2 separate regions of the Homo sapiens genome follow, and region 2 is linked to region 1. The links are chromatin loops, found by intact Hi-C in ENCODE. Cell type or tissue: heart left ventricle. All regions are shown on one strand. Each heading gives the region's core, and the rest is flanking DNA. Links, peaks and the distances in the headings are about the cores only.

Region 1 (2,918 bases), core at 257-2,756:
GGGGCTTCTAAAATCCTAACATAGAAGACCTTGGCATTGGCCTTCCTCAGCTTTCAACTGGACTGACAGAGCCCAGCCTTCTGCCACTCCACATGTGCAGTCCACACAGAGTCTCATTCTAAATCACAGTTGACCTCTAGCTTCTACCCGCCATCCATCATGACTCAGAATCAGGATGAGGGAGAGTATTTGGGATGAGGCAAAACCACCACAAAAAGCGTGTTCAAAAAAAATCTCTTTCCAGCAACTTGTATTCATGGGAGGTTGTGTGTAAGGCTGGGCCTCAAAGAGGGTCTGAGTAGAGGGGTGGATTTGCTGTCCTCAAGGGACTTCCTAATTCTAGGTCGTCTGGCTCCATTAACAAGCAAAAACATTAAGTTGTCAGGACTTGAACCACTGATCAGAAGGTGAGGTCAGAGCTTATTGATGAGCCATGGAGCATTAGCTCTGTAATTACCTACCAGTCAACAGCTGACTTGTCAAAACCACACTGAATGTAATTACTTTCCACTTTGCTAGACTGGAGAATGAATGAGGAAGACGGCCTAAGTCATCCTTCCAGTTTTGAGGCAACATTTTGAAAATCTAATAAGAAAGCACTCCTTGGCAGTCATATGGCATTCTAAAAATGTCCTGGAAAATGTGCCCAGAGAAACATTATTTCTCTGGCTCTGCAGGCATTCAGAATCTGGCTGCCTAGGCCACTGCGTATACAGTCCCAGAGACCCAGGCTTCACATCCCAGAAGGAATTGGGAAGAGATGAGGGATTTTCCTTTCCATGCCCAAGGGCTATCACTATGACTACAGTTAAAGACTCATGGGTGTGTCTATTCTGTGCTGAGCATCACAAAGTGCTCTCAGTCTTCACTGAAGTCAAACGGATTGGCTCCTTCTCTTAAGCCAAGTCTGTGAAGCCCTGGACAGTGGTGAAGAGAAAGCTTGCCAAAGAGGTCTATGTTAGTGAATAGTCCAAAGAAGAAGGGAGAGAAGGGGAAAGCAAAGCAGAAGCAGAGAGAATCCAAACATTCTCTGTCTTCAGCCCCCGCCAGAGCACTAACGTAGTCATAGGCTGAGTTCTGACCCCAGACTCAGCTGACACCAGGGCTAACCTTTGACTGGGCTATTCAACTAAGCTTTGCCTCAATTGTGGTTTGGAATGTGACTGGTAGTATGAGGATCAATTAGAGTTCAGGGAAGAACCCTGCTTATTTGGCCGTCCACTTGGAAGCCCGGAAGAAGGAGTCAGCAGGTACCTTAATTCAAGTGCCACTTATGCCTAACATTGTGAAAAGGCAACATGCATCTAACAGTTTAAAGAGGGTGGCCTAAAAGGCATCAGACACCAGGGTTAATCCAAAAATAAAAACTTTTTTTTTTCTTTATAGAATGCCAATCAGAAAACAAACTTTGAGATCCTTATCCATTAAAAATAAGGAAAAGAGAGAATCCAAGGAAAACTACTTTGGTGCTAGACTATAGGAAATCTAACTAGGGCAGAATCAATCTAGACTTCCTACAAAATGTTCTGTATAAAGCACCTTGCTGTGGTGGAAAGAAACAGGTAATCAGAGGGCCCAGTTCAATTCCTGCCTTCACTTCTCAGGCCTGAGAAAACACTGTGCAGGAGGAGCTCTGAAGGCAAATGACTCCTGAGGCAGGGCAGGTGAGTAAAGGACTGGAGCAGACACTCTGGAGATATAGGCTGAGGCAGAGACATGGTGCATGGTGCACACGGCCTGTCTGGAGGGGCCAGCCCTCCTCAGCAACTGCCAGGAACTGTCTGGTAGGAATGAGGCCCCAAGTTCCACGATCCTTTCATAGAATTTTTCAAATTTGAATCAGTCAAATGAGACCTTGACTTCTATATAAAATCTCTAATTTCTAAGTATTGGAAACTAACTTTTTAAATTAAAAAATAATGTCCATGGGGCTAATACATTTTTATTGTAAGCCATGGAGCCTTAAACATCTTACAGAGATGTTTTACTATCTCATTGTGTCAGTATAATTCATTCTTTAGGTCTCACTTGTCCCTTCTTAGGAATTAGACGAGAAGACTTCTCTTCAGCCTTCTGCCTGTGCCATTCCAGGAGTCATGACCCCCCCATAGCCATCATCTCAGGAAGCCTTGTCAGAACAAGATGCCTTGGGCTCCATGTGGGCAGGCGGGTTAATCTTCCACCCCTCCATATCACCAGGAGTGGAAAACTGACAGTACTTACTCCTAGCTGTGCAGCCTTTGAAAAATTAGAGTCTATTGCTGCATCTTTGAAAAAAGACATAGAAATGCTACCTTGAAGGACTCTTATGAGCATTACAAGGAGATGGCATATGAAGAACTAGCCCACGGCCTGGCATATGGGAAACTCTTAGTAAATGGTGTCTCCTTTCTTCACCTAGGAAGTAGGGGTGCAAGCAGGAAAATGAAAACTGAATTACCAAAATAATTAAATAAAATCTACCTCCCATGAAGTCAGAGCCAGTATCTCTTGATCACCAGCCTTAAGCTCTGGATCATGATGGCAATAGTCACAACTAAAATTGTTGTGGAGCAGCATCTTAGAATCTACTAAGCTCTGTCATGCATCATTTGCCTTTCACAAAAGCCCTCTGAGTTAGGCTTGTTGTTGCCCCCATTTTAGAGATGAGAAAACTGAGGCTCAGTATGGTCAATTGACTTTTATGTAACTGTTTCATTGAATCCCCTCCAAATCCCTATGAGATAGCCATTGTCATCCCCATTTTACAGATGACAAAACTGAGCATCAGAAAGGGGAAGTCACTCAGCTTGTTAATAACACAGCCAGGATCTACTGGTCCTTCATATCTTAGCTTAGTTATTACCGCCTCCAGGAAGACTTACCCACAGTCTCCTTGCCCTCACCTTGGTTAGGTGCCCTGCCTCTGAATCCCCACA
Region 2 (2,918 bases), core at 180-2,679, 120 kb after region 1:
AAATCCCTCTGTAAAGAAATATATACCCTGGACATCTTAAGGAAGGCAAGTCATGGTATAATGGTTTAAACAAAGGAATTACAAAATTCTGGGGAAGGTACAGATCTGTAACTCACTAAGGTCTGAGGTAAAATTTTCTGAGGCTATGAAAAGAGGAAGTGCTTTGTCATTAGACAAAACTGGGTTAAAATCTTGGCTCTGCCTCTCAGGACCTGCAGACCTTGGGAGAGAAACTTGAGAGTATCCTATGCTTTACCCTCTTTCTTGCCCACTCTTGCCAATCTTTCAAAAAGTTCTGCCAGTTTCACTATCTGAATGGTTCTTCTCCAATCTCTGCTACAATTGTGAGCTAGTCTGGTGGTTAAGCACTTAGGCTCTGGAATGATATTGTCTAGACTTGAATCCAAGTTTTCTTAGTATGTCATTTTGTCATTTTGGATACTTTGCTTAACCTCTCAACATCTCAGTTTCCTCATCTATAAAATGGAGATTAAAAATCTTAGATTATTAACAAGATTTTAAAAAATCCCAAAAAGTGATAGCATAATCCTGGCCCAGAGTAGAAGCTCACAAACACTAGCTCTTATTATTATTTATTACCTCTTTTGTTCAGGCTACTATCTCTTGTAACTTTATACTGCAACAACTCTCTCCACCCTGCCAACTCATGACCATTCCTGCAAATTTTCCTGCCTGGTTTATCTCCTCTACTGCCTCTTCTCCAATCCATTCCATGTGCAATAGCCAAAGCATTATTTCTAAAAGGTATCCCATTACAGGGTTGTCTGTAGATAAAGCATGAGCTCCCTAGCTTCAGAGAAAATGCCCTCAGTTATCAAGGTCCCTGCATACCTCCCAACAATTCTGAGAGTGAAGTTTTACTCTCTATTTTACTGTCTGGGAGTGGTCAAAGAAATGTTCCAAGGTTTTGCAGTTATTCGCTGGTCAAGTTGGGATTTATACACAAGTCTCTCTGAGCCCAGAGCCTATGATCTCTTCACTGGCCCACACTGCCTCTCTCCCCCAACACTGACCATCCATAACTGACAAATAAGAGGCAGCATCTGATAAACAAGAAAGAAATGGTGCATCCGGTAAGAAAGAGGAGCTAGAAGGGAGATATCATGGTGGGCTATTGAGCTGGGGAATCATTCCTGGAGGGGTAGGGGCTCTAGGGGTCTGGAGGGACAGACTAGCAAAGATGGTACTGGAAAGAATGCTGAAGTGCTTTCAGAATTGTCTGGTGAGATGAAGTGAGGTTCAAGTCTGAATAGAAACATGTGCTGCAGATGGTGTTTTCTTCTTCCCCAGCAATGGCAAAATCATAGGAAGCTCAGAAATTTTGTTTTACATTTCAGTTATTGTTTGCTGGGGATGGAAGCACCATGTTAAGTTTTAGGGCTTGCCATATTCTCTTTGATAGTCAGAGATTAACAAACTCTGGTTGGTTGGGAGCGGGAGAAGAGTCCCTTCCCCTTGAGTTCCTACCCATAGTCTTATTATATCACCCTGCAGTGATGCTACCCAAATATCTATTCATCTGTTCAGCAAATCTCAGAAACCTGCTGGGTACCAGACCCCCATGCTAGAGATGCAGAAAACAGTCAGAGGTGGTTATTGGACTCAAAGTACTCACGATTTAGTGGGGAGAATATCCCCTATACAATGACGATACTATGTGAGAAGTGCTCTGGGGTTTGGGGTAGGGAGTGCACAGGGAAGTTTTCTTAGAAATGACATCTAACTAAGTTTCTGAGGGAATGTTTTCCATCAAAAGGAATATTTGGGCTCATTTCAAAAGGCAAATTTGGGTTATTGCCTTTTGTTATTGTAATGGCAGAACAATGTGCTCTTGCTTGATGTTGTGGAGCATTTAGAGCATGCAAGGTAGAATAGCTGTGCGGTAGAATCCCTGGTTTGGGGAATCTAAAATGTAGTTTCATATTTCATGGGGATTTCCTCAACTATGGAACAGGGATAATAACATCATTTCCTAAGATTTCATAGTCAAAGTACCTGCCAGATTGTCTGAAGGTGGCATGAAAGGTGAAACACACCCTTGGGCTATATTAGGGGCTCAGTGAGGTAGTGCAAAAGAATAATGGCCCAGGATGCAGACAACTGTGTGATTTTCCAGCTATGTGACTCTGCAAAAGTTACTTCACCACAACGAACCTCAGTTGCTTCCTTTGTCCAACAGGGACAATATTACCTTGCCTAGCCACTAAATGGTAGCATTGGTCCTTGGTCTCCCATCTCATGCTCTATGACCCCCTCTCTCAGCCTGTTTCCTCATCTGTGAACAGGACAAGATGAGATTCTGTGCAGAGAAAGAATAAGAGAATATTCTCTAAGGGCTGTTTAGCTTTGACATCCTATGCATAAAACAACAGCCAGATTGGACTATTGCTTAATTCTATCCAAGCTGCCAGATAGGCATTTGAATAAGTAATCTAATATATACATTTTTATTCTATTAAATATTCAGGTCATCTCCTGGTTGGGATGAGTATTCAGAATGATGATTGCTTAGAAACACACCATTCCAAATACAAATGAGAATATATTTGCAATATTCGGTTCAGCAAGGATGGAAAGGTATGAGATTAGGTTCTGAAAATAATCACACCTTTCACATCTTGGATGCCTATATACACATTTACTACATGCCTTTCTTCATAACCTTGGAAATGCAAATCCTTGGACTCTTAGAAGCCTGAATATTTGCCCTGTACTAAGTCAATTCTCATGTGAAGATGGTAGAATGGGGCAAAAAGATGTGACTTCTCATCTGGTGTTCGAGGCCCAACTACATCTTCCTCATCCCATAAGCAGTGGTCTGTTCCCCTCACACTCCAGCAGGGACAGAGTGCTCACCACTTTTCAAAGCCACTAATCCCACTGGTAGGCAGCTTCGA

What was found. Hi-C counts contacts between places; a loop is a spot of excess contacts. Peaks named below come from ENCODE experiments on the same cell type or tissue, not always from the same donor. Only the 100,000 strongest peaks of a DNase experiment are listed, where the experiment ranks them.
Region 2: a loop joins it to region 1, with 2.2 times the contacts of the local background. A loop is called at or near these places in 64 of 110 quality-filtered maps.

Annotation. Positions count from the first base shown.
Region 1 is chr1:48,683,348-48,686,265 of GRCh38, forward strand. All of the region lies in intron 6 of AGBL4 (AGBL carboxypeptidase 4), which reads right to left. Among named protein-coding and RNA genes, the nearest start is that of BEND5, 92 kb to the right of the region's middle. In heart left ventricle, for the core only: no CTCF peak of the experiment used is centred there; no DNase peak of the experiment used is centred there; H3K27ac peaks cover 262 bases.
Region 2 is chr1:48,803,516-48,806,433 of GRCh38, forward strand. The region is part of intron 6 of AGBL4 (AGBL carboxypeptidase 4); the gene reads right to left. Among named protein-coding and RNA genes, the nearest start is that of BEND5, 28 kb to the left of the region's middle. In heart left ventricle, for the core only: no CTCF peak of the experiment used is centred there; no DNase peak of the experiment used is centred there.